Linked DNA regions of Mus musculus: all the other regions are linked to region 1. The links are chromatin loops, found by intact Hi-C in ENCODE. Cell type or tissue: heart. All regions are shown on one strand. Each heading gives the region's core, and the rest is flanking DNA. Links, peaks and the distances in the headings are about the cores only.

What was found. A loop is a pair of places that touch in the nucleus more often than their neighbours do. Peaks named below come from ENCODE experiments on the same cell type or tissue, not always from the same donor. Only the 100,000 strongest peaks of a DNase experiment are listed, where the experiment ranks them.
Region 2: a loop joins it to region 1, with 5 times the contacts of the local background. A loop is called at or near these places in 19 of 42 quality-filtered maps.
Region 3: it touches region 1 in a loop (2.9-fold over the local background); 7 of 42 quality-filtered maps call a loop at or near these places.
Region 4: it touches region 1 in a loop (3-fold over the local background); 4 of 42 quality-filtered maps call a loop at or near these places.
Region 5: a loop joins it to region 1, with 10 times the contacts of the local background. A loop is called at or near these places in 39 of 42 quality-filtered maps.

Annotation. Positions count from the first base shown.
Region 1 is chr10:77,128,553-77,133,403 of GRCm38, forward strand. The region is part of intron 2 of Col18a1 (collagen, type XVIII, alpha 1); the gene reads right to left. Among named protein-coding and RNA genes, the nearest start is that of Col18a1, 36 kb to the right of the region's middle. In heart, for the core only: a CTCF peak has its summit at 2,210 (motif pointing right); a DNase peak (open chromatin) is centred at 2,159; H3K27ac peaks cover 3,058 bases.
Region 2 is chr10:77,350,979-77,355,829 of GRCm38, forward strand. The region is part of intron 2 of Adarb1 (adenosine deaminase, RNA-specific, B1); the gene reads right to left. Among named protein-coding and RNA genes, the nearest start is that of Adarb1, 65 kb to the right of the region's middle. In heart, for the core only: a CTCF peak has its summit at 2,596 (motif pointing left); a DNase peak (open chromatin) is centred at 2,593.
Region 3 is chr10:77,506,881-77,511,731 of GRCm38, forward strand. All of the region lies in intron 2 of Fam207a (family with sequence similarity 207, member A), which reads right to left. Among named protein-coding and RNA genes, the nearest start is that of Fam207a, 6.5 kb to the right of the region's middle. In heart, for the core only: a CTCF peak has its summit at 2,978 (motif pointing left); DNase peaks (open chromatin) are centred at 1,101, 1,901, 2,971 and 3,811; H3K27ac peaks cover 1,115 bases.
Region 4 is chr10:77,204,790-77,209,640 of GRCm38, forward strand. It overlaps Gm35837 (a long non-coding RNA gene), which reads left to right and starts at 1,598. Exons shown (of 3, transcript XR_871847.2): 1 at 1,598-1,807. In heart, for the core only: no CTCF peak of the experiment used is centred there; DNase peaks (open chromatin) are centred at 1,592 and 2,092; H3K27ac peaks cover 2,580 bases.
Region 5 is chr10:77,251,098-77,255,948 of GRCm38, forward strand. It overlaps Gm40703 (a long non-coding RNA gene), which reads right to left and starts at 2,127. Exons shown (of 2, transcript XR_871845.2): 1 at 691-2,127; 2 at 1-516. In heart, for the core only: a CTCF peak has its summit at 1,941 (motif pointing left); DNase peaks (open chromatin) are centred at 704, 1,244 and 1,934; H3K27ac peaks cover 2,037 bases.

The DNA.
Region 1 (4,851 bases), core at 538-4,537:
AGAAGGAGGAAGAAGAAGAGGAAGGAGGAGGAGAAGGAAGAAGAAGAGGAAGGAGGAAGAGAAGGAGAAAGAAAGAAACCAAACCAAGCTACTGAAGCAGCATGAGCAGAAATGGGAAACCAACAGAAGAATATACAGGAAGTCCACACTGGAACCTCAGCGAGCTTTCCCTGTCTTCCTTCAGTTGTAGGGAAAGAGAGAACACACTGCCAAGAACGGAGCCAGGAAGAGTAGGGAAGGACTATAGAGGACTTCGCTGTCACCGAATCATTAAAGGACACTTCTGTGGCTGTTTGAGACTATCTGCACACTGCCAATCGTTCAGGAGACCCATGCCAGAGCATCAGGTCTGAGGCATTTCTCATTCTCCAGCCTTCTCTCTTTAGTCTCTTGCCTTTCCCCAGCAATCCCTTACAGCTCTGGTATTACAGTGTGTCAGTATATCCCAGGATTCTGTCTCTGGTCCCCTCTGTCTTCTGAGATTGCCAAACTGGCCCCAGGGAGTCTCAAGACCTCTCCCCACAAGCCTGAGAGCTACTCGGACCTTAAGAGCCCACAGCATCTCCTCTAGAAGAAACCTGTACCCTCCCAGGGCTGCTGCCAAGGGCTGCCCATGTGGGATAGAAAAGAAACACTGGCTGGGCATGGTGGTGCACACCTTTAATCCCAGTACTCGGGAGGCATAGGCAGGCAGATTTCTGAGTTCAAGGCCAGCCTGCTCTACAGAGTGAGTTCCAGGACAGCCAGGGCTACACAGAGAAACCCTGTCTCAGAAAACAAAAACAAACAAAAGAAGGAAAGAAGGAAAGAAGGAAAGAAGGAAGGAAGGAAGGAAGGAAGGAAGGAAGGAAGGAAGGAAAGAAAGAAAGGGAGAAAGAGAGAAAGAAAGAAAGAAAGAAAGAAAGAAAGAAAGAAAGACACTACTCACTCAACAGAGGCTAGTGATGAAGAAGGAAAGAAAGAAAGAAAGAAAGAAAGAAAGAAAGAAAGAAAGAAAGAAAGAAAGAAAGAAAGAAAGAAAGAAAGAAAGACACTACTCACTCAACAGAGGCTAGTGATGCTCAGCCTGGATCTACATATCACCCTCCTCAGAGTTCCCTAGAGAAAGCCTGCTTAAAGATCAGGTGGAGAGACATGGAGAGAGGGAGAGAGAGAGAGAAAGAGGGGGGAGGGAGAGAGAGAGAGAATATGATGGCACTAACTCTTTGCTAGAAAGTGACCAACCACAGGAGGTCTGGGATCTGTGGTGAAGAATTCTGCCTTCATCAGGCAACAGCTGGTGGTGGAAATTCCCATGGCCAGAATGCGGGTGAAGGTCCTTGAGAATCTGCGCCCTGGGGGCCCATTTCTGTTTTTGCACAGCTGGAAGAAAGGCTAGCCTTCCCCCCAGAGTGAGGTGCCACGCTGTGCCCGGGCCCATGGCCAACAATCTATTCTCATTTCCTACCCTGCCATCAGATTCTTTGAAAAATTTGAGATGACTCCCAAGTCCAGTTGAGTATGTCACTGAGGTCACAGCAGCAGGGGATTGGGAGAGACAAAGGTCCCTAGCTTCTGTCAGCTCTGGACCCCAGCCTGATCCACTTCCTCCCAATGGCAGCTCAGAAACCCACCTGTGGCCCGCCAAGCCACACCTGGCAGCTGGCTTCCTGGCTCTTCCCCAGCTGTCTCACCAGGTGGCATGTGGTCAAGTAACACAATAAATTCTACCCAGAATCCATGGAATGCAATTAGGGAAGAGCAGAGATGCCAAAAAACCAAGCTGTGCGGCAGGACTGGACTACCCCCACCCCCACCCCCCATCTCCTGCAGCCTGGAAGCCAGGTGGCACCCCAGATCAGCTTCCCACCAACTCTGGGCTACTGATGACATGGGGAAAGAAACAGGTGAGTGGCCCAGGTTCTCACTCAAACGTTTCCCAGAGCCTTTCTCTGACTTTCACCCACACTGCAGAGGATACAGATTCATGCGGGCCATGATTCACTCGACAGGATTTAAAGCTGAGCTGCCAAGGTGAGTAACTGCTGAGATCCCTTCAAAGTCGGGCTCTGGCATCCTGGAGTGTGCCAGCCTCCGTGTGTCCACCAAGGCAGGCACTCCAGGGAAACACTCTGATTCTGCTAAAGCCTGGACTTGTCTGGCAGCCAAGACTGTCAGGACATGGTCTCAGACGAGGTGCTGGCCACCAGAGGGAGCCATAGATCCAGCTTCCTTAGCCACTAGAGGGAGCCATAGACCCAGTTTCCTTAGCCACTTGCAAGCAAGCTCTTCTAAGGAGCTCTTTGTGGTATGATACTGTATCAGGAAAGAAATTTATATACAGTAACTCTGAGCGAGAGAATAACTTCTCAGCCCACAATCGGCACATGGCACCTCTGTCCACACCTTTGCTCTTACTTACATTCGTGTGCACATGAGCGCACGCCCGCGCACACACAAACACACAAGAGGAGCCAATAGGCATAAATGGAGCCTGTCCCCTACGGTGCCCTGTTTTACAGAGGTGTCAGGCCACCCTTATGTGGGCAGCTCCAGTCCCACCAGCAGCCTCTAAGCCTCTTCTCTGTCTGCATCACTAGGTGCTTGCCTGGTCCTGCACCATACAGCTACAAACAGATGATAACGTATTATATACTGTCTCCTGGTGGGTAGCAAACACTTCCCTTTCGTGTAATGCAAACCCCATGAGTGGGGGTCCTGGGGTGAAGGGTGGGGAGCCCAGAAACTGGACAGCAAGGCACAGAACAGCGTGACTCTGCCCTATGTTCCACACTGGGAGTGGATTTTCCCTCTACACCAATGCTGGAGAAGAACCCAGGCCTCCCACCCACCCAACCAGGTAAATTTGCTCTGTCCGAGCCATAGCTATGTCATATGGGTCAGAAATGTCTTTTCCTCCGTGAGAACAATACCCAAGAGGCCTGCCATCCTCAGAAGCTATGGTTGCTGAGCCTTACAGCAGCAATTAATCTACAGGTGGATGTAAAAGACACTGCCGACCTCTTCACCCTGGAAGCCAGGGATACGAGGTAGCCTAACCCCTGGGGCTCTCTTAGGGAGAAGAGGAGTTCAACCTGAGGGACTCCCCGCCATGCTAGTCTTCAGAGCGGAGCCAAGGAATTACAGGGGTGAGTGAGCGGCTTCCAGAGTCTAGGAAAGCCAGAATGGTTTTCCCAGCAGGAACCTGCCTGTTACATTTCCTGACTACTGTAGCCAGTCGGACACATTTCCTGCTTCCAGCTGGGTACTTGTCTTAAGCCAAGGATTCTTGCTGGCTTATTAGAGCAGCTTCAGGAAGCCCAGTCTTACCTGTGGAGGTTCACAGCAACTTTGTAGCTTTGACCTATCTCTGGAATCCAGAGTTTCTGTGCATGCCTCAACCCCTCACTGCCCCCACCACCCCACCCCTGCCTGTCCCTGTGATCCTGCTGTCTTCTGAGGCCTCATCTGTAAGGTCTTCCTTGTGTGAGGCCCTCATAGATCTTAAATGAGATTTCAGTGTTTCTTGGCTTTCCTGTTTGTATCTGGACTCTAGACCCTAGCTTCTCTCTGATCTTGGCAAGGACTGGTCCTACCCCTCAAGTTATTGACAAATAATCCTGCAAAATACAATAAAACTGTCTTGGCCATGCCATGTAGCCATAAAGGTTTCCAGCACGCCACTCTTTATACTTTGAACAAGCACTTTGTGGGCTGCCCCAGCCCCAGACCCCACCCTGAGGAGCCTTGGGTTTCCATCTGGAAATCATTGCAGGTCAGCGTGGAGCATCTCCCAGCTGCAGGCAAATCTGCTAATGCCATTCGGCAAACAAGCTGTTCTCTGAAAGAACTGGACGGCGACAGGCAGCTTCATCCCACGTGAATCGCGAGAGCTGTGGGCTGGCCCCACACAGAGACCTCCGAAGCATGCAGAGATCAGCGCCCATCAAAGGGCCTTGGTTGGGGTTCCACCCCAGGAACCCGCCTTCCCTTTGCCGAAGGAAAAGCTGCCTACACATAATACCAAAGCCCAAGGGGCATATTTTCGAAAATGTGCGTTCCTTAGCCTGTAAGATGCAAAATACACACCCTTCCAGTACCCTGGTGATTTGGCCCACCATGCTTCAGGGTAGACATGACTGTAAGCTGTAAGAAACAGAGGTGGAATACAGACATTTTCCTCTGCTTGCCTGGCTGCTGGCCACAGGTCCACCCAGCTCCACAGCCTTCCTGGCCTGCAGCCCCCACAGTGAAGACAGTGAGCTGCCCGTGCCTTCCTAGGCCCAGCCTGCAGGCCCCAACAAAGCCTATTTAGCCAAATTAAAAAGCTGTTTCACTCTATAAGGGGGCTGGGAATGTATTCCATACTCGGCTCCAAAATCACAAGGATTGTGGTCTCAGGGAGTTACAGATGACACAGAAAATGGGGGTGTCACAGTCCATCACATGTACCCTATAATGGAGCCAAGGCAGGGATGACTACCTCTAGAACATGTTCCCCAAAAAGATTAAAGATGAGGCCATTGTCTACTGTGTCCCACCTATTCCTAGGGCCTTCCTGACACCACATACACACACACACACACACACACACACACACACTTTACAAAGAGGTAACCCTTACAGCTTAAAGACGTGAACTGCCAAGGCCACTGTCACTCATATTGATAGTTGCATAAAAGATGTTAGAAGACATGTGAGAACTTTGGTAGGTGGGATTTTGAAATACCCTTAAAAACATTGTGTACAAGGGTTACAAACCATTTGGCCTTAGAGAGGTCCCCTGTGAGGGTTTGTCTACGCTCATCCCAGGGAGTGGCACTATTAGAAGATGTGACCTTGTTAGAGTAGGTGTGTCACTGTGGGCATGGG
Region 2 (4,851 bases), core at 472-4,471, 220 kb after region 1:
TTCCCATATACTGGGGCATAGAACCGTCACAGGACCTAGGGCCTCTCCTTCCATTGATGACCAACTAGGCCATCCTCTGCTAGAGCCACCAGTCTCACCATGTGTTTTCTTTGATTGGGTTTAGTCCCAAGGAGCTCTGAGGGTACTGGTCAGTTCATATTGATGTTCCTTCTATGGGGCTGCAAACCCCTTCAGCTCCTTGGGTACTTTCTCTAGCTCCTTCATTGGGGACCCTGTGCTCTGTCCAATGGATGACTGTGAGCATCCACTGCTGTATTTGCCAGGCACTGGCAGAGCCTCTCAGGAGACAGCTATATCAGACTCCTGTCAGCTAACTCTTGTTGGCATCTGCCATAGTATCTGGGTTTGGTGGTTGTTTATGGGATGGATCCCCAAGTGGGGCAGTCTCTAGATGGTTGTTCCTTCAGTTTCTGCTCTGAACTTTGTCTCTGTAACTCCTCCTGACTGCCTTTGATGATGAACTGTGATGTGGAAATTTAAGTGAAATAACCCCCCCACCCACACACATACAAAATAGTCTACTCTTTCAAGAGTTTGAGTTATAAACTCTGAGTCAGTTATTCATTGGGTATTTATATAAAAATCTACATGTGAGAAAATGTAGCATTCCTCAATATAATATTTTAAAAAATGTTTAAATTTGGTTATGTATACATGTGTGTGCCCTTGGAGGGCAAAGGGAGATATTAAATACACTGGATCTGGATGGTTGTGAGTCTCCCAGTGGGTGCTGGGAACAAACTGGGTCCTCTGTAACCACTAAGTCATTTCTTCAAAGAATATTAAAACATCTCACAAGTATTTGTTAATAAGAAAACCAACAAAATATTGCCTTATCTATCTCATATTTACTGGATTTCCACTACACACAGCATGTCCACAGTGCTTGAGAGACATCAGGAAACAAAAGACACATAGCTGCTGTCAGGAAACCTATGTCCAAACAAAGACAAGAAGGATGCACAGAAAATGTCAGACAACTAAATGATAGCATGCCCTGTGGATGGTAGAAAGACACCTGGGGGGGGCTGGTGAGATGGCTCAGTTGGTAAGAGCACCCGACTGCTCTTCCGAAGGTCCAGAGTTCAAATCCCAGCAACCACATGGTGGCTCACAACCATCCGTAACAAGATCTGACTCCCTCTTCTGGTGTGTCTGAAGACAGCTACAGTGTACTTACATAAAATAATAAATAAATCTTTAAAAAAAAAAAAAAAAAAAAAAGAAAGACACCTGGGGTGGTCAGCATGGGGTAAGGCTTCTCCAAGCTTGTAAGGCAGAAAGGAAGTGGGCCTCAAGCTGGTTAGGGAGCTGGCCTTGAGCCCCAAGCATGCATGCTCTGCAGGCAGTGTCTAGCATCAAGCATGCATATCCTGTAGGCAGTGTCTAGGGGCAGTTAGTACCCGCCTAACTGCGAAGCCGTTAAGCAGAGATGAAAGTAGGGGTCCGTGGGCTCAGCATGTGGGATTTCCTAGGGAAAGTAGCAGCCACTCAACAGAGAGGACTGAAGCAGGACTGTTACCAGGAGTTTTCATCTGCTTCTGACCTAGTTTTAAGAATGCTGGAGGCTGGCAGGGAACAGTCAGGGGTAAGGCTTAATGGAGGAACACAAGTCAGGACTTGGGTTCGGCAGTGCAAAAAGTAGGAAGCAAGCATCCCATGGTGCTTAGAAGTTTGGCCAGGAGCTTCCTGGACAGGAAGGTAGAATCCAAAAAGAGCGTAAAGGAGAACAGAAGGGAGAGCACAGGGTGTCTGCAGGTCCACAGGAGGATGCATCTAGGCAGGGTCTGAGTCTGAAATGGAAAAGCCTACACTGGATTATAAGCTGGCGTAGATGAGGTAGGGGTATAGCAGAAAGGTCCCCAAGGAACATGCTATTTTGAGTGCTTCAGGGTCCTCACTCACCCTACCAGTCCCTACACATGTACCAGCTCACTTGAGTGGCTGTATGAAGGTGAACAGACACCCATCGATTGCTTTACAGTGATTAACACCATGCTTGTTTAAAATGGAGTTATACAGTCCATCATGTGCATAGTCCATACATTTCCATGGCATCCACCAAAAGCCTCTCCACCTCTAATGGACCAGGCTGTATATAGTGCCCATTCTCTTACTTCCCCGAATCTCCATCTGCCAGTCACATGAGGTAGCCCTGGGACAAATCCTGGGCTCACCGGGGCATGCAGACCTGCTTAGCACTGGCAGGTATGTCTCAGTTTTGGTGGTTCTCAAGCTGTCAGGACTGATGCTGCACTAAAGGGCTTGACTGAGGTGAAGAGCCATGCTAGCATGCCAACCTTCAGACTCTTGTGTCTACGTGCAACAACACTGTCCAACTACGGTGAAAGCACTGCGTTTACTCTTTAATACACCATAAAAAATAAGTGGTAACAACACATGCACCCTTCTTGGGGATAGCAAGCCCACACTTTCCATGTTAAACAGGAGGGACTGTAACTCAGTCTACTTGCTATGTCCCCGCATCCACTCAACAGCTTTGCTCATCTTGCTGCCTGCCTGCTCTCTCTGGAGTGGTCTGATAGCACCACCTGCTGTCCAGAAGACACCACTCAGCAGAGCTGCTTTAGATTCAGGGCAGATGATAGCCAGTGGGTGGAGCTGATGCTTGATACCTGAGCTGCACAGCAGATATGAACATTTCCTTCAGACAGGGCATGCTGAGGCCAGAATGAGCCAGGGTAACTATTGGGGCATGGAAGTTGACTGCAGAGGGCAAGAGGTAGTAGTGTGATGGAAACTGCATATTTTTTGGAATAGGTCAAAATCCTTCTAAGTCTCTCCTTAGACTTGTGCCCTAGCCTGGGCACTTGCACAGGCTCTCCCAGCTCCACTCTCTGTGGCTTCTAGGTTGCTGGTTCCCTTCTGTTTCACCCTACTCCTGGCTAGGGGTCCTCACAGATCTGTTAAATTACTTATTGAGACTCCTGCACTTGGTTCCACTTCATGTTGCCAACGTTCTCAGATGGCTCACGCCTCTGCTTAAGACCACTAGTGGGTACACATATTTGAGAGAAGGTGCCTGGCCTTGACTTTGTCCTTTGTACAGTCACCCTTTCTCTGGGTGGTCAATGGGCCTTGATTGTCTCTGGCCATAAAAGCCTGACAACTCTAGGGAATCAGACAGACCACATAAAGTTTGCTTCAGGCCAGAGACTAAGGAAGGGGGTCAACTGCCATGGTGGATAGCTCCCTGGGCAAAGCTTTTGTGGGTGAAGGAGATACCCAGGGTCTGCAGTATTCTAAGCTCTGCCCACTGTCTCCCATGGGACCTTGCTGGAACCAATCAGTAAGTTCAGACTCTGCCAAATCTCCAGGCCCCTTTTCAATCATGAAAAACTTAAGAGCCCCAACAGAGAAGGCAACTACTTAGAACCTCAAACTTGATGTACTTTAAAACAAGTTTTACTCAGACAAGTTAAAAACTTTAAAAGTGAAAATAATGTTAGGTCACTAACTTAAGCAGTCCCCTTCTTCTTCAACACAGACTAGCCTTGCACCTACCAAAGGATCACAAGGACTGAATCCTGGGTAGCACTGGCTCCTAATCAGAGGCTACACTATGGTCTCAGCGCTCCTTGCACAACAGGCAGTCTGTGGTGGCCCAGGGCTCTCTGCTCCAAGGTCGGTCCCGTGGTCCTACCCAACTCTCCTTGCAGTTGGGCCCATCCACAGGGCAGGCACATTTTCTGGGTAAAAGAACAAATACGTAGAGTGTAAAAAGTACTCTTTAGAATGGTGCCCCCTATAGCAACAGCTACCAAAAGCCCACAGTACATGTGAAAGTAGCAACTCAGTTTCTTCCCCAAATCCAGAGAGTTTGCCGTTTTCTCAGCTCAGGCCTTTAAGGAGAGAGTGTTCAAGACAAACATATTTCAAACAGAGGATCCCTGTCCGTCCGTCCCTCCTGGCCCCCCATTTTAGATTACAGTAAGGGACTACAGAGTCTGTCTATGTATCACCAGGGGATGCATCATGATAGAAAGCAGAGCCAGGCCATTGGGATCATGGCAGTATCTCTATAGAACAGGCTGGCAAGGCTGTTCACCAGTCCATCTATAGATAGGACAAAGAGGCTTCTTCTCAACACAGAGTGGGTAGACTGTACCCCTGCTGGCTCCATCCAGCCCTATATACAAGGGCCTCCATGGGACTTGCCATGGGTCAGCAAACGCCCTCTTCCATGCTATAACGAGGTTGGAGAGTTGTGGGCGTTAGACCCTTAGGGCGGTGTTCAGCATCATGCTAGCTCTATAACCAAGTACCAGCTGAGAACACGGGGCAGCAGTTTCCATGAGGGCCTACAGAGCTCCAGAGCACACCTGCCACTGGTTTCATCTGACTAGCACACCTGTTTACCTTTTCCAACATGTCTAATAAACTCTCAACTGTGGTCAGCAATTCCTCAGCTCCAGGAGGCCTTTCTGGTTCCCTGCCTTCCTCTCCTGGAGCCTCCCACTGTCTGGTGGCTGCAGTGAGCCTGCCTCTCCCAGTCTTGCTCCTTAGAAACTACCTGCTCCAGGTTGCTCAGTTTGATCTTTCCTCAGATGTCCCTGGGTTTCCAAGATGATTTTTCCCCACTCTGCCTGCAATAGCCGTTGTTTTTATTTAGTTACTGAGTCTTGTAGATGACCTGCCCTTGTCTCTGCCTTCAATGCATGGTGCCCCCATGGTTCTCACAGTCCACAGTGGGTCCCTGGAGCAACAGGCACAGGTGGCTGCTGAGCACAGGAAGGCTAAGGAGAAGTTTCATCCAGGGAAGCCTGGTATGGATATATTTCTTAGGTGTAGCTATTAGTTACAGATAAA
Region 3 (4,851 bases), core at 516-4,515, 380 kb after region 1:
CCACCAACGGGGGTGGGAGCTCACACAGAAGTGCCCAGTGGGAAGACATCCCAGGGGACAGGAAGTAATTCTCTCTAGATGATTCTTTCAACTTTTGGTAATTGTGCAATTACTCCAAAGTAAAAATAACACCGAGGTCAGTGGAGACTGGCCCTAGCAATCACATGCCTAGCACCGCACACAAGGAAGGATGTTGGAGCGGGCTACTGAGAACGCTAGCTAGAATGTGACCTTTTTAGCCCTCCGTCGCTCCGGAGAAACAGAACCGAACAGGCTGTTCTTGCAGATGCAAAGGGTTTGGAATGCTGAGGTCATGCAGAAGCTGAGGCCTGACACAGCCCTAGGATCCTGCTGCACTTGGCACTGATGGTCACGCTCGCTTCACTGGACTCTGCACAGGCTGACGGTTACTCCCTGTGGGCAGAAGACAGGCCCAGAAACAGGCAGCAACCAGACAGACATGGGTAGCCTCCATGATGAGGACAGGGATGTCTGTGACGTCAGCAGGCCTGTGCTGGCTAGAAAACATACACAGAATGAGCTGTGGCTGCTGCCCAAACAGAGGGGGCTTCACAGGAGCCACTGTGACAGAACAGCAGCTCAGTCCCAGCTGAGCTGGGGACAACAGAGCTTGGAGGCCTCTTCCTGGCTACCAGCTGTCATGGCATCAGCTGCAGCCCTTATCCCGTGAAGGAAGGAGACAGAGCCCAGCAAGCATTTCTGAGACTTGACAGTACCAACTGCTGTACAGGGGCAGGGCTTCTCAGCCCCAGCTTCCTTACCAGAGACCTGGAACTTGGAACAGGTACCAGGAACTGGCCCAGGGCAGGCCAGGCCCAAATGTGTAACACTGACTCCCATCTACAGCTTACTCTTAAGGATGAGCAAAATGTTTAAAATAAAATTTGCAACAAAGTGAGACCTAAACCAACCACCATGGACCAGGCTGAAAGCAAGACTACTGGACAGACAGGAAGGGTGAGAACAGCAGTGACCTCAGTCCTGCATCAGGATTTCCCAGTGCCAGAGAGAGATGGAGATGTAACCAGCAGCCCTCCCAGGATGCTCAATAGTCACAGCGCGGAGGGAGAGGGGCAAGCATTCTGTGTTGGTCAGCTTTCTAGTACTGTGACAAAATAGCTCAGATAAGCAGCACTGGAAAAGCCGTGTGCACCCGGGTGAGAGAATGGGTTTCAGAATAAAAGGCAGTGGGCTGGAGAGCTTGGGCAGTATTAGTGCTCAAGCCTGACAGTGTTTGAACCCTGCACCAGCAGACAGCAACAGTCAACTCTCTCACACTGCTGTGTGACCTCGAAACACATGAGGCTTGCTCTTGTGCACATACACATATATGCACTACACACACAGACTAGTAATAAGACATGCAGTTAAACTGTAAAAAGGAGGAAGGGCTAGGTATCTGTGAGGGATTGTCTAATGAGGCTAAATGAGGTGGGAGGAATTACCCTAAATACAGGCAGAGCCTTCCACCCATGGCCTGGAGCCCTGGACTGCAGAAAAGGAGAGAGTGAGTTGAACACAGTATCCATTGCTCTCTGCCTCCTGACTGTGGACAGGGGCAGTGGCTCAGGAAGGCATCTGGGTACCAACGGGCCAGGAAAACCGTACAATGTCCCTGGGGTTGCCAAGACCCTCCCCCCCCCCAAAAAATGGCACCTCCTTGAAGCTACCTATCGTCAGGTGAGGTGGCCTGGGATACAGCACAGAGACAATTCTCTGAGTACCCAAAGGCTGAAGGACCAGGTGGGTCCTGAAATCAAATGGGCATGCGGCTCTGAACAATGGAGCATGCAGTAGGCCCCACGTGATGTCACACACAGGACCCACACTAGACCAGGCTTAGCAGGTCACCAAGGCAGGGTCAGGTGTCCCTGCTGATGCTTATCCCTTTTCATACAACTCCAAGTAGAGGCAGGGCCCTAATGGTCAAGCCTCTGCTACAGGGCTGGCTTTGTACTTACAGAGCTAAGGCCAGGCCTCTAGCAGGACACGGAGAAGGAGCCGTATCCAAGTATCCTCAAGACTCAGCATGCCAGGACCCCAAGAGCCCTATACACCAGGTCCAATCTCCTGGGGCCTAGAGATAATAGTCCCACAAGAGTTCTGGGCCGGACCACCAGCACAGAAGGGCAATTCCTGCTGGGTAGAGGTGGGCACTCAACATGGTCCACTCACTGCAGAGCACAGGAGGCACACAGGCAGTGTGGTTGGCTGGTGAGCCCACACACATATTCTACTACATGTTCTGCTACTGCGTGTTTAAACTGTTTATATGGCCTTAAAACAGGCAGCTTTAGCCTGATGAAAGTGTGGCCCGTTCTGCTATTTGGAACATGTCCCTGTCCCAATTACAGATGCAGCCTTGTTTCCTTACTAACTTAGGCCAGCTGTTAAGCTCAAGCTCTGGAAAGAGAATCTGATAGGTCATGGCACCTTATATACTAAAGCTGCAGGAAGGACAGAACCAGGCCCCGGCTGGCTCCCGGCTGGCACATACAATCACTTCCGCATCACACTCCACAACTAGGTAACTGAGGACCCAAGGAATGTCACTGGAAGGGACACACAGAAAGAGTTACTGGACCGTGTTTGTCAACATGGTGTTTGGCATCTCTACAAGATTTGTCCACCAGTATGTCAGCCTAGCACCCCACAGCTCAGCAGCCAGCACACACACAACACGGCAGCCAAGGTCAACTCATGCTGTGACTTGCTCCTAGAGCTTGTTCCCGTGACTCCCTGCTCTGTGCAAAGGCTAAGCCTGGGAGTGGAATAGAGACGGTGATGCACATCCTACTGGCTGCCATAGCTCTGACTTCACAGCAGTCTTCTAAACAATTCCTAAAGAAACTCCTCCTCTGAGGGTTCCACACACAGAAGGAAGTCGCTTGCTGAGGTCCCCTGCCCCAGGACCTAGGAAGGAAATGAGGTTCTGCTGCCCTCTGCTGGCCAGAGTCACAGAGGCCTGCTGCTCATAGGAGGGGGAGCCTGAAAACGCACATTCACACTCTGCTAAGCACAGGGGAGGTCAGGGTCTGAAAAGATACAACCAACCAATGGGGCAGGAGCCTGTCATGATGCCTGAGGAGACCATGGAGTGCACTCTGGGTTTCCTGGGGCCACCTCACCCTGCCTAGGGCTCTTAATGACCTCTTTCCCCCACGCCTCCCAGTGGCCTTTGCCCCATGATCGAGAGCGACTGGTGGGGTGGTTTCCGTGCTTCTCACAGCCTCCCCCACCTGGCTCTGCTCTCCTCCTCTGCAGGACTTGCCTCAGCCTGCCCACGGCTCGGAGCTAGAGTCCAGATGATAATCTGGAAAACGGATTGGTTTGTTTTCTGCGGTCTTCTAGTGTGCGGGCACAGAGAACTGGAAATAAAATCTAAATGTGTGCTTGCAGACTTTCTTCTCTGAACAGCACACGGTCACGTTCTAGCTTCGTGCCCAAGGTCAGCAAAGGCGGCCCCAGACAGCATACTGTGACCATCTGCCAGGCAGCAGCACGACCAGGCTCACTGTACCAGCTCAAGCCTTCTGCACACCAGGTAACACACCACGTGCAGGATGGGGGTGGGAGAAAGACTGCTTCATGCTGTCTGCCACAACTCCTTCCACACCGGCCAAATGAGCAGGCAGGGGAACCACAGGCCACTTCACGGGAGGATTGCACAGGCAAGACCCTCTATCCCATAGGACAAAGCTGAGTTTATTGGCCGGGGACAGGGTATCTCCAGACCAGCCTCACTCCTTTTCCCAGGGCAAGAGGTGAGGACACATAAGTCAGAAGCCCCACAGCACAGCTGCAGAGCCCAGCACCTCCCAGGCAGAGATCTTGTCTGCCACAGGAAGATAAGCTCAGGGAAGCAGGAAGGGGGCTGGTCCCCAAGGTACCAACAGAAAGATGAGAGCTGCCACCAGCAAAGCACTCACAGGGACACTGGCCATGCCACCTCCTGGGGCTACAAGCCTGTACATGGTATGGCAGCCCGTGTGTACATAAGACGGTCATGGCGATGTCTAGTCTCTTCAGGACCATTCATTGCACTTAGAGCTACCTCAGTTCCTGGGCTAAGTGTCGAGTTGTTTCTGAGACAGGGGCAAGAGGCACTGCAGTGACCCATACATAAAGCACCCACAGGCAGTGCGTGCGCCCCTGAAACCAGCAGGTCACTGAGATGACTATGGAGCTGTGTACGAAGTCCTCAGTAAATGTGTATTGTCCACATGGTGGGCATCGGGGACCCCAAGGCCTCAGACCCACAGAAACAGCAAAGGCTTCTGGTCCAAGTACAGTGCTTACCACTGATCAGTGAGTACAGAAACCACCAACTACACCTTCAGCCTTGCAGATGACTGCAGCGTGAGACTGCTGCCCTACAGAGAGCCCTTGGTCTGGCTATTTGGTGCTTGACACAAGCTAGACTCATCAGAGGAGCCTCCAATGAGAATATGCTTCCATAAGACAAGGCTGTAGGCAATGCTGTACAGGACTTTCTTAAACAGTGATCAATGTGGGAGGGCCCAGCCCACTGTGGGTGGTGCCATCCCTGGGCAGGTGGTCCTAAGATCTATAAGAAAGCAGGCTGAGCAAACCATGGGTAGGTCATGGTGTTTCGTCACATCAGTAGAAACCCTACGACACCCTGAGTTCCCAGACTGCCTACGTGTCCTCCATCAGAGAGAACACAGCCTGCCAGAGGCTTTCTTGTCCGTGTGTCTGTCCTTTCTTCTGCATTGCCCCGGTCAGGTTTGAGCACCAAGTCATGCCCGATGCAGCGAGAGACTGAATCAAGGACTCAGCTCCCTTTGTGACCACTCTGACACAAGTCAG
Region 4 (4,851 bases), core at 442-4,441, 76 kb after region 1:
ACCCTGCAAATGTAAACAATTTTTTAATGAGACAAACGAGAGGTATAAGCACGACCTCCTCATCAGACCTGGAGCAGTGCACATCAGACCATGTGAAATACAAGGACCTGGGGAGAGGCGGCTCAGTGTGTGGGACTAGTGTGCGTGACCCCTTGGGTTCCATCCCAGAATCCCAGGGGGAAAGATAATAGCTTTTGTCACTAGAGGTCTCTAACAAGAAGATGAAAACCCGGAGAGATGGGGTGCAGGCCATTCCCAGAACAGACAGATGCTTTGTGTAAAATGCACGGAGATTGTTCCATCAGTAACGTACAGACCCAAGATGCAGGCTTAGCTTGTCAGGACCCTAGAAAGGCTCAAGCTTACTGATCCCTCCATCCTCAGCAACCCCCAAAATACAAATTAAACCACAAGGTATCTGCTGGCAGCAAGGCTAAAGGGAAAATCCTGATTCCAAGTGTTAAAAAGACGTAAGGACCTGGGGCCCTTGCACGCTGCTGACCGACAGCAGGATCATTCACGGCCGCGTCAGTCACGCTGACTGTAAACACCTTGACACAGAACAAGAGGGTGGGCCCTGAATGTCTCAAAGTGGCCTGGGCTTAGCAGCCAAGCAGAAAAATGCCTGTGTAGCAGTATGGTAACATCTCCACATGCTATTGGACACAAACAAGTGACCCAAGGTGTCTGAGGAGGTTCTAATTCTCTTTTGTCCTCTCTCTCTCTCTCTCTCTCTCTCTCTCTCTCTCTCTCTCTCTCTCTCCCTCTCTCTCTCTCTCTCTCTTTGTGTGTGTATGTTCCTTTCCACCTCTCTGTCTCTTTCTGTGGTCTCTCCCCACCCTTTGTCTTTGTCTGTGTCTGTGTCTGTCTGTTTGTTTCTCTCCATCTCTCTCTGACTTTCTGTCTCTCTCTGCCTCTCTCTCTCTTTCTCTTCCTCTCCCTCTCTCTCTCTTTCTCTCCTCTCTCTGCCTCTTTCTCTTTTTCTCCTTCCCTCCCTCAATGTCTTTTGTAAAAATTATTTTAATATGCATATGTGTGTGCATTATGGGGTATGTACATTTGAGTGCAGGGACCTACCGAGGCCAGAGGCATTGGAATCCCCCGGGAGGTGGACTTACAGATAGCTGAGAGCAGCTTCCTGTGGGTGCTGGGAGATGAACTCTGGTCCTCTGAAGAAACAGCAAGTGCTCTTAACCACTGAGCCATTTCTTCAACCCTACTTTCTGTTATTGTCTTTCTGTTTCTGTTTGTCTTTTTCTGATTCTCTCCATGTTTCTGTGTCTCTGCCTCTATTTCTCTTCTCTCTCTGTCTCTCTCTCATTCTCTGTGTCTCTCTATCACTGTCTCTACCTCTGCCTTCATGTGTCTATGTTTCTGTCTCTTTGTCTCTGATGCAAGTGTGACAGGTCTTGGGTTACTTGTCTTACACTACAACTCAATACTGGACACAAACTACTTAAAGGGAGATTACTTAGCTCCTGGTCTCAGAGGTTTCATCTATGGTCACTCAGTCCCCTTGTGCTTGGGCAAAGCGTTATGGGAGTGAGAGTGTGTGGTGGCCATTGCTCACCTTATGGTAGGCAGGTAACAGGGGCAGCAGGGGCCAGGGACTTACATCCTAAAGCTAGGTACCACCTCCTAATGTTTCCATTCCAAATAGCATCACCACCTGGAATAAGCCTGAGCCTGGGGGTGTAGAGGGAGGACATTTGAGATTCAAACTACGACCAGAAAGAAAGCTGATTTCTTTTTCTTACCCTAGGCCCTACCACTTGGTCTGGCCCTGCTCCAGCTTGACAATAGCAAGGTAGGTATATACCATGTCACCTCCACAAGCCAGTCCACACAAAGCTTGTCACACAGCAGGAGCTGGGTCAGCATTTACAGAGTGAATTAAGGAAGGGGGGTGGAGCCAGAGCTCGGGCCACTTTTGCTGCTGGCTGCTGAGAGACTCTCTGGGACCCTGCTGAGTCATAGCTTCCTCTGGCTTGGATTTATTTTTAATTGTGTGTTCCGAACAGATGGAAATTTCTTGGCTGTTGCAAGTGAAACTCTGGATATTTGGGAAATAGATCCAGAAGGAAGTGGCTGGGGTATGAGTCACACAGCCATCTGAACCCTGATGGGGTAAACCTCCTGCTCAGCTGCAGAGAAGCCTCAGGGCTAAAGCCTAGCAGTGCTGAGGGCTGGGGCAGGAGGGGCAGGGTGTACAGAGTCAATGGCCGCACCTGGCTTTGTCTCTCCCATGTAGAACCTGTGGCATTGGCAGTCACCACAATGGGCACCATGTGTGCTTTAATCAATTAGATGAACCACAGGCACCCATTCCAGGGAGAAACCAGCCAACTGTCATACAGAGGCAGGTCAGGGAAGTCTGAAGGGACAAAGAGGTGACCAGCTGTGCTCTAACCAGGAGATATGTGCAAAAGCTGGGGTTCGAAGTTGGGAGTAGAATTGCCTGAGAGCAAAGAGGGCTGCTTAAGGAGGAAGTCGGTGCCAGGTGTGGAGGTGCATACTTGTAACCCTAGCACTGTGAAGGCTGAGGCAGAGGCAGGAGGATCACTCTAACCTTGGCAAGAGAGTGAGTCTTGTCTGAGACAATAAAGGAAATCGGGGATTTCCAGGCTATGATAATCTTCTAGAGGTGCAAGTGGGTTACAACTTGCTCTGGCCTCAGAGCAGTGTCCTTAACAACAGTGACCGTAAAAGCTGGGACACAGGGGACCCCACAACTGATGGCAACTCCTTACTGTGAGACAGGAGAGGGAGGGCCAATGTGCCACACACCTATGGATAACTAGGTTTCCTTTTCCTCTGGTGCAGGGAAAGGCAGCACGTTTGCACGCACACACACACACACATACATATATCCACACAAACACACACACATACACACAAACACACACATATCCACATAAACACACACACACACACAAATACACACACACACACACACACACATACACATATCCACACAAACACACACACAAGTACTCACATGGGAGGGGCAAGACCACCTTTGGTGGGGTGAAGTAACAACGGAGAAGAAAAAAAACTTCTGTATTCAGCATCCTGACAAGCTTTGGGGGCTGGAGCAAAGGCCATTTTTCCCAACACTTGGATACAATCTCGAGATAGATTCCTAGAGTTTAGAGCCTACCGGGACCTAGGAGCAGGCCTTTCCTCCTCCCTGTACTAGCTTGTCTTTCTTTCTTTCTTTCTTTCTTTCTTTCTTTCTTTCTTTCTTTCTTTCTTTCTTTCTTTCTTTCTTTGTTTCTTTCTTTTTTTCTTTCGACAGGGTTTCTCTGTGTAGCCCTGGCTGTCCTGGAACTCACTCTGTAGATCAGGCTGGCCTCAAACTCAGAAATCCGCCTGCCTCTGCCTCCCAAGTGCTGGGATTAAAGTCGAGCGCCACCACTGCCCAGCAGCTTATATCTTTTTATCCCACGGGGTTTCACCTGCATGCAAACACCAGAGTTCTATGCCTGTGGTCTTCTCTGGGTGTTTTTTGATCATCTGAACTTGGCTGCTATTCTATAGGGTGCAGAGAAGGATCTATGACAGTTGTATCTTCAGTTTTGGAGGAATGAGTTTATGTAAGCAAGGTAAAGTCAAAGAATAGAGAGAAAGGGAGAGAGAATATACAAAAATCATCAAACTTGACACTCAAAACATCAAAAAATAAATAAAACAGCAAAAACTGGAAGACTGGATCCCCATGAAGACAGTCAGTTGGGGTGTCCCATTCCCCATTCCCCCAGCCCCACCCCATGGTCCAAGCAGAACAGAGTCCTCTCAGTGGAGTCTCCAAGTAAAATAACAAATAGCAACTGACAGAGATGACATCACTGGATTGGATATTCACAGCATCCTGCAGAAACTGACTGGGGAAGTCGGAGCACCGGCTGGAGTTCCCGATTGAGCTTTCTCCTCCCCGTGGCCAAGCTTCCCATGGCCGAGCTTCCCACGGCCGACCCTCCAGCTTCTCTTTTCCACTGTGGGCGCATTTATTGCCCTGGGATAAACAATGGGTCACCTTGGTTGGAAACGGTTGACTTCTAGCTGTGCTCCAGGGCACCGCGTTTTGCTCTTGGCCTGTTTCACTGTTCTCACTACACCACATCGAGTGGAGCCATCTCCAGACATGGGACCTTGGAGGTTACTTTGGGACAAACGTGCTTAGGTGTAAAAGGGGGATGAGGGGGCATCTTCAGAGCCAGCAAGCAGCACGTGGCAATTTACTAATATAATGTAGATCACATCTTTAAGCTGGGTGTCCGTGACAGAGGGCTACCCTGCACCCACTTTTGTTTCTCTCCTTCACTCTTTGGGCCTCCTGGGTCAAGACTCAGCCAGAGAGATCTACTGCGATCAGATCAGCTTTCACACAGGAGACTCAGGCATACACTCGGTGCTCTTTGGGAAGACTGCTTGGTCTTGAACGCTCCTTCCTGCTTCCTGAGGTTGCTCCCTCCAGCTGAGGGCCATTACAGCCCCCACAGGCCCTCCAGTGGGCTTTCAACTGGGGAGGAAAGTTCATGCAGAGCAGAGAGCAGGAGAAAGGCCAGGCCCACTCTGCCCTGATCCCCTGCGTACCTCACAGCCTCTGTTGGGCCAGCAGGGGATCATGTGGGTGGGGAAGGTCAAAGGTGCTAGCTTGGGGATCAGGAGGCTGGAAGCAAGGTTCGAGGCGGCTGGCGGCACTCCAGGCTCAGAGGAGGGTCAGTGGGGCCTGGGAACAGAGTGGCCCTTGTGGGGGTGACTCAGACCCAGCTTGTGGGGGAAGGACACAGCTAGGCCCTTCTGCAACTGGCTTGTAGGGATGGGCAAGAAGGTCTAGGAGCCTAACAA
Region 5 (4,851 bases), core at 395-4,394, 120 kb after region 1:
ATAGGAGGCTTCAGGTTTTAAAGTCTGTCCCCTCCCCGACTCCTGGATCTTTCAGAAAGAGAGAGAGGAGCTTAGCAATGCTGCTTAAGGCTCTGCCGCCTTTGTAGCACCTGCAGCCTCCAGCTACAGAGCGTCCAGGTTGCGTACAACTGTGATTCTGCAATAAAACTAGAGGTTTCTTATGAATCAGAAAAGGTCCACTGGGCCTCATTCCAAGGAAGCCCGGCCTCCACCCGCTCTGCCTGCATCTCCCTGCATCGCCACCGAGGGGAAGAAGACTGTCCTTGAGCCCAGTCCTGCAAACACAGCGAGCAGCTTGTTTAAATAAGGCAAATTGCGCACGTTGTGACATTTGCCCGTGTTTGGATCCCAGATCCGGTGGGGTGGATTCTCACGGCCCTGAGCAACTCCAATCTTCCCCAGGAAAGTGGGCTCCACGCATCAGCTCCTGGAGAGTACACCACGGGAAGGCTAGATTTCCTCCGTGGGAAACGCTGTCCCCATGGCTTGCTCCAGCTGTGCTGAGGGAGAGACCCCCAGGATAAGAGGTAACCCCAAGTGCAGGGGAACCCCTGGATCTACGGGCATAGCTATTCACATTAGTCCAGTCCTCCAGGGTCTACCCTGCAGCACAAATCCACATTCCATGCTGCACCTTGGCCAGTCCCCTCCCCCCACTCCCAACGGAACCTCATGCCTGGTCACATTTGATGGCTTAGTTCCACGGGCACTCCTCGGCTGTAGAGCAGGCTGCGCCATCTCTGAGGGCTCCCTTTGCAGACAGTCCCAAGCTCCTTTGAGAAACCCATCGGAGAATGGCCTTTAGCCATAGATACAAAAACCGGAACTCCCTGCCCGGCTGGTGACTCACACACGAGTCACCTCCCTGCACATTTCCAGGGACAAAGCCAGGATTTTATTACCACGGAATGATGGTGAGCGAGAGGGTGGAATTCCACACAAAAGCCCCAAACTTCAACATGTGAATCCTGGTAACTGACTCAGTAAATAGAAAAGTCGGGCTGGGATGTGCATGTCTGTGCCCCAAGACACCAGTTCCCAGTGTCTGGACTCCTGGTCTGTGGCCAGCCTATTGCTCCCACCATCTGGCTCCCTTTGGTGGCCTCTATGGGCAGCGGTTCAACTCTTGACCTACTTCATAACTGTGGTGTGGTCTCAAGGGCTATCATGCAGTTCCTAAGATACTTTCCCACCCTCTGCCCTGGCCCATGGTGGCTACCAGTTTGCCCCTACTGTATACCTCTCCGCCCATTCTATAGTCCCCGCTGGGTGTCTATGCATGTGGCTTCTACTTCGTCACATGACTGCATAGCTGTCCCCAAGCAGGGCAGGGAGCCAGCTCCTTTCGCGGTGCCTCTCCCGACTTGTTCCCACATCCCTATCCCTGCACTACGGGGCCCCAACTTCCACAGGGGTCTGTCTGTTTCAAAGGAGAACCTCCTTGCTCCTGAGGGCAGCAGGCCCAGGACCTTTCCCACCTCAAGACACTGTTCTCTCAAGGGAATGGGACATTTTTCTGATACCTGATGGGGACAGATAAAGCCTTGAGTGCGCGTGTGTGTGTATGTGTGTCTGTCTGTCTGTGTATAAAACTTTGGACATTTCTAAGTGTGGCCCTGTGAACTACAAGATATACCTAGGCTGAGATCAAATAGGGCTTTTTCTCTCCTCTAGTGAGGATCTTAGCCTTATCTTTGTAGGTGACTTCAGTTGTCAGGCACCAGCTGCATGGAGGACCAAAGCCTGATCTTGGAGGAGTTCTCTAGGAACAAGACCGGGTGGTCTGTACCCCTTTTGTCTACTTCTGGGCTCAGCCCTGGTCTGACCACCCACTCTTCCCATTGTGTCTGCTAGGTCTGCTAGTATTTCCCACCTCCGGCAGGAACTTCTAGAGAAAGGCTCTCTCTCGCCCTCTTGTGGTTGCATGAGGTACAGCAGAATTCCAGTGCACTCTCGGCTCCCCAGACAACCATAAGTTACCTTCTCTGTAGACAGGGATAGAAGCAGGCAGCTTCCAGCTGCTCCTTCCTGGGGCTTTTCCTGGTTTTTGTGGTTAAGTGGGTTTTGTTTGTTTTGTTTTGCTTTGCTTTGCTTTGCTTTGCTTTGCTTTGCTTTGCTTTGCTTTGCTTTGCTTTGCTTTGCTTTGCTTTGCTTTGCTTTGAGACAGGGTCTCACACATCCCCAGGCTGGCCTGTAACTCATTATATAGCCAAGGGTGACCTTGAACTTCTGATCCTCCTGCTTCAGGCTCCAATGTGTTAGGGTTACAAGCGTGCTCCATCACACCCTGTCTTCTGCAGCCCCAGGGACGGAACCCAGACCTCAAGAATGCTTAGGTGGAGAACATACATCTAGTTTTCCCACTGTGTACGTGAGGGTGAGGATTAGATAATAAGCCATCAAGGTTCACATATGAAAATACTAGCTTGCAGAGTTCCGGTGGATGCCCTTCTTCACCTGGCCTACATCTAAGCCACTGAGCATGTGTGAGAAAGACAAATCCAGAGAAGGGAGAGATGCAGACGAATGGACAGATTGACAGGCGCTATGTAAAGAGCCTACAAAGAATCATGGGCCTGTCTTCTGGCTACTGTTGCTATGATAAAACACCGTGAACAAAAGCAATTTGGGAAGGAAAGGGTTTACTGGCTTACTCTCCCCATCTCTGCTCATCATTGAAGGCAGGCATGGCAGGAACTCAAGCAGGGCAGGAGCCTGGAGGCAGGACTTGATGCGACACCAGTGAAGTGCTGCTTAATGGCTTGTTCCTTGTTACTTGCTCAGCCTGCTTTCTTATAGAACCCAGGACCACCAGCCCAGGGAGAGAAGCATCCACAATGGGCTGGGCTCACCCCCACCCCCATCAATCACTAAATAATAAAATGCTCTATTAGTGAGCACAGGCTTTTCCAGGTCTTTCCTCAGCTCCCTAGCCTGCTTCCTGTATTGGGAGTACTTTTTCCTTTCTTTCTCTTCCTTCCTTTCTTTCTTTCTTTCTTTCTTTCTTTCTTTCTTTCTTTCTTTCTTTCTTTCTTTCTTTCCTTCCTTCCTTCCTTCCTTCTTTCTTTCTTTCTTCTTCTTTCTCTTTCTTTCTTTCTCTTTCTTTCTTTCTTTCTCTTTCTTTCTTTCTTTCTTTCTTTCTTTCTTTCTTTCTTTCTTTCTTTCTTTCTTTCCTTCCTTCCTTTCCTTCCTTCTTTCTTTTCTTCCTTCCTTTCTTTCAAGAATTATTTATTCATTGTGTCTATGAATACATTGTTCTATCTTCAGACATACCAGATCCCATTACAGATGGTTGTGAGCCACCATGTGGTTGCTGACGATTGAACTCAGGACCTCTGGAAGAGCAGTCTTAACCGCTGAGCCACCTTTCTAGCCCCTAGGACACAAGAGTCTGAAATGGGGGTCTGACCTCTGAACTCAGATTCATGTACTAAGCATGTGTTTTCTTTCCCTTATCTCTTTTCCAAATTCCAGTCAAAAGCCTAAGCCTGCTTTCGCTAACACCCTGGCCTTTCTTCCTCTCTTTGAAGCCCCCACCCTCTTTTCCAGCATGTAGGCGCTTGCCAAACCTCCAGTGCAGAAGACACGGCTTTCTCTCTCTCTTCTTCATCTCCCTCCTCTGGGAAGCTGCCAAGACTTTAAGCTTACCTGCCCTGTTATTTTTCTCCAACCCCAATAAAAATCAGTCTCAGGCTTCTTTTAAAACTTGTGTTAGCACGACGAAGAACTCAAAAGGGGACCTCCGTTTCCCCTACAACACCTGGGCTTTCTGCCTCAATGAATACTCGAGATTTCTCAAGGGCATAGTCCAGGAAGCTCAATAAACAAGTCCCAGGGCAGGGGAGGCCGGGGATCATAAAGAAAGGGGGGAAATGGAGGCACATACCAACATGGGGAGTCTCTACATGCTCCCCCTGTTCTGGGAAGAAACAGGGGCAGGAGCACAGAGGCTCCCTGGCTGGGCAAGGCAGGGCCAGGCTAGCTGCCCCAGAATCATAGGACTTTGGAGTGGACTCTGTCGGTGGTGAGGTAGGGCCCATGGCCTCCAGGCTCTCAGCACATACATGGCTATCTCTCAGAAGAGGGTCTCATGAGCCACCCACAATAATGATGAAGGACTCCACTAGGCATGGGAATGGGTCCTTGGGTGGAACCAGTTAGCCAGGATTCCCAAGTATTAGAGGCAGAGGCATTCCCAGTCTGCCTTGCTTGCCAATTGTGGTCAGCCAGGTTCCAAGTTTTGATCTGGGGCACTTCTGTGGCTCTCCTTAAGAGAGATTGGCTTCCATGGGGGTCATTTCCAACCCACCAGTGCCAGGCAGCAGGAAAGTGCACCCCTCAGCCCTAACTCAGCTCTGAGGGCAGTGTCTGTTCTCAGGATCAGTTGCTCCCCTGCAGTGAGTAGGCCCCGATTGAAGAACCTTGAAGTGATCTGTTACCCATGACTGGGTTTCGGTAATTCCAGGTTCTTGGCCTCTTAGTCTGAGAATCAAAATAAAAGCTCACATCGGTTTGTAAAAATAATAATTATTTAAAGCAAAATTTTGCCCATGCGTTCAAATCTAGTTCAGGCCAAATCGGTACTCTTGACTGCCTCATAGGATATGCATTGGAATACATCCAAATAGTGTCTTCATTATTTTTCTTTTGCTGAGATCCGTAACCAAGGCAACTTATAAAAGAAAGAGTCTGTTTGGGGCTTTTGGTCTCACAGGGTTAGACTCCATGACTATCAAGGCAGGGGGGTATGGCAGCAGGCAGGAAGGCATGCGGAGAAAGTAGCTGAGAGCTTACATTTCATCCACAAAGACAAGGCAGAGAGAGGGGCAA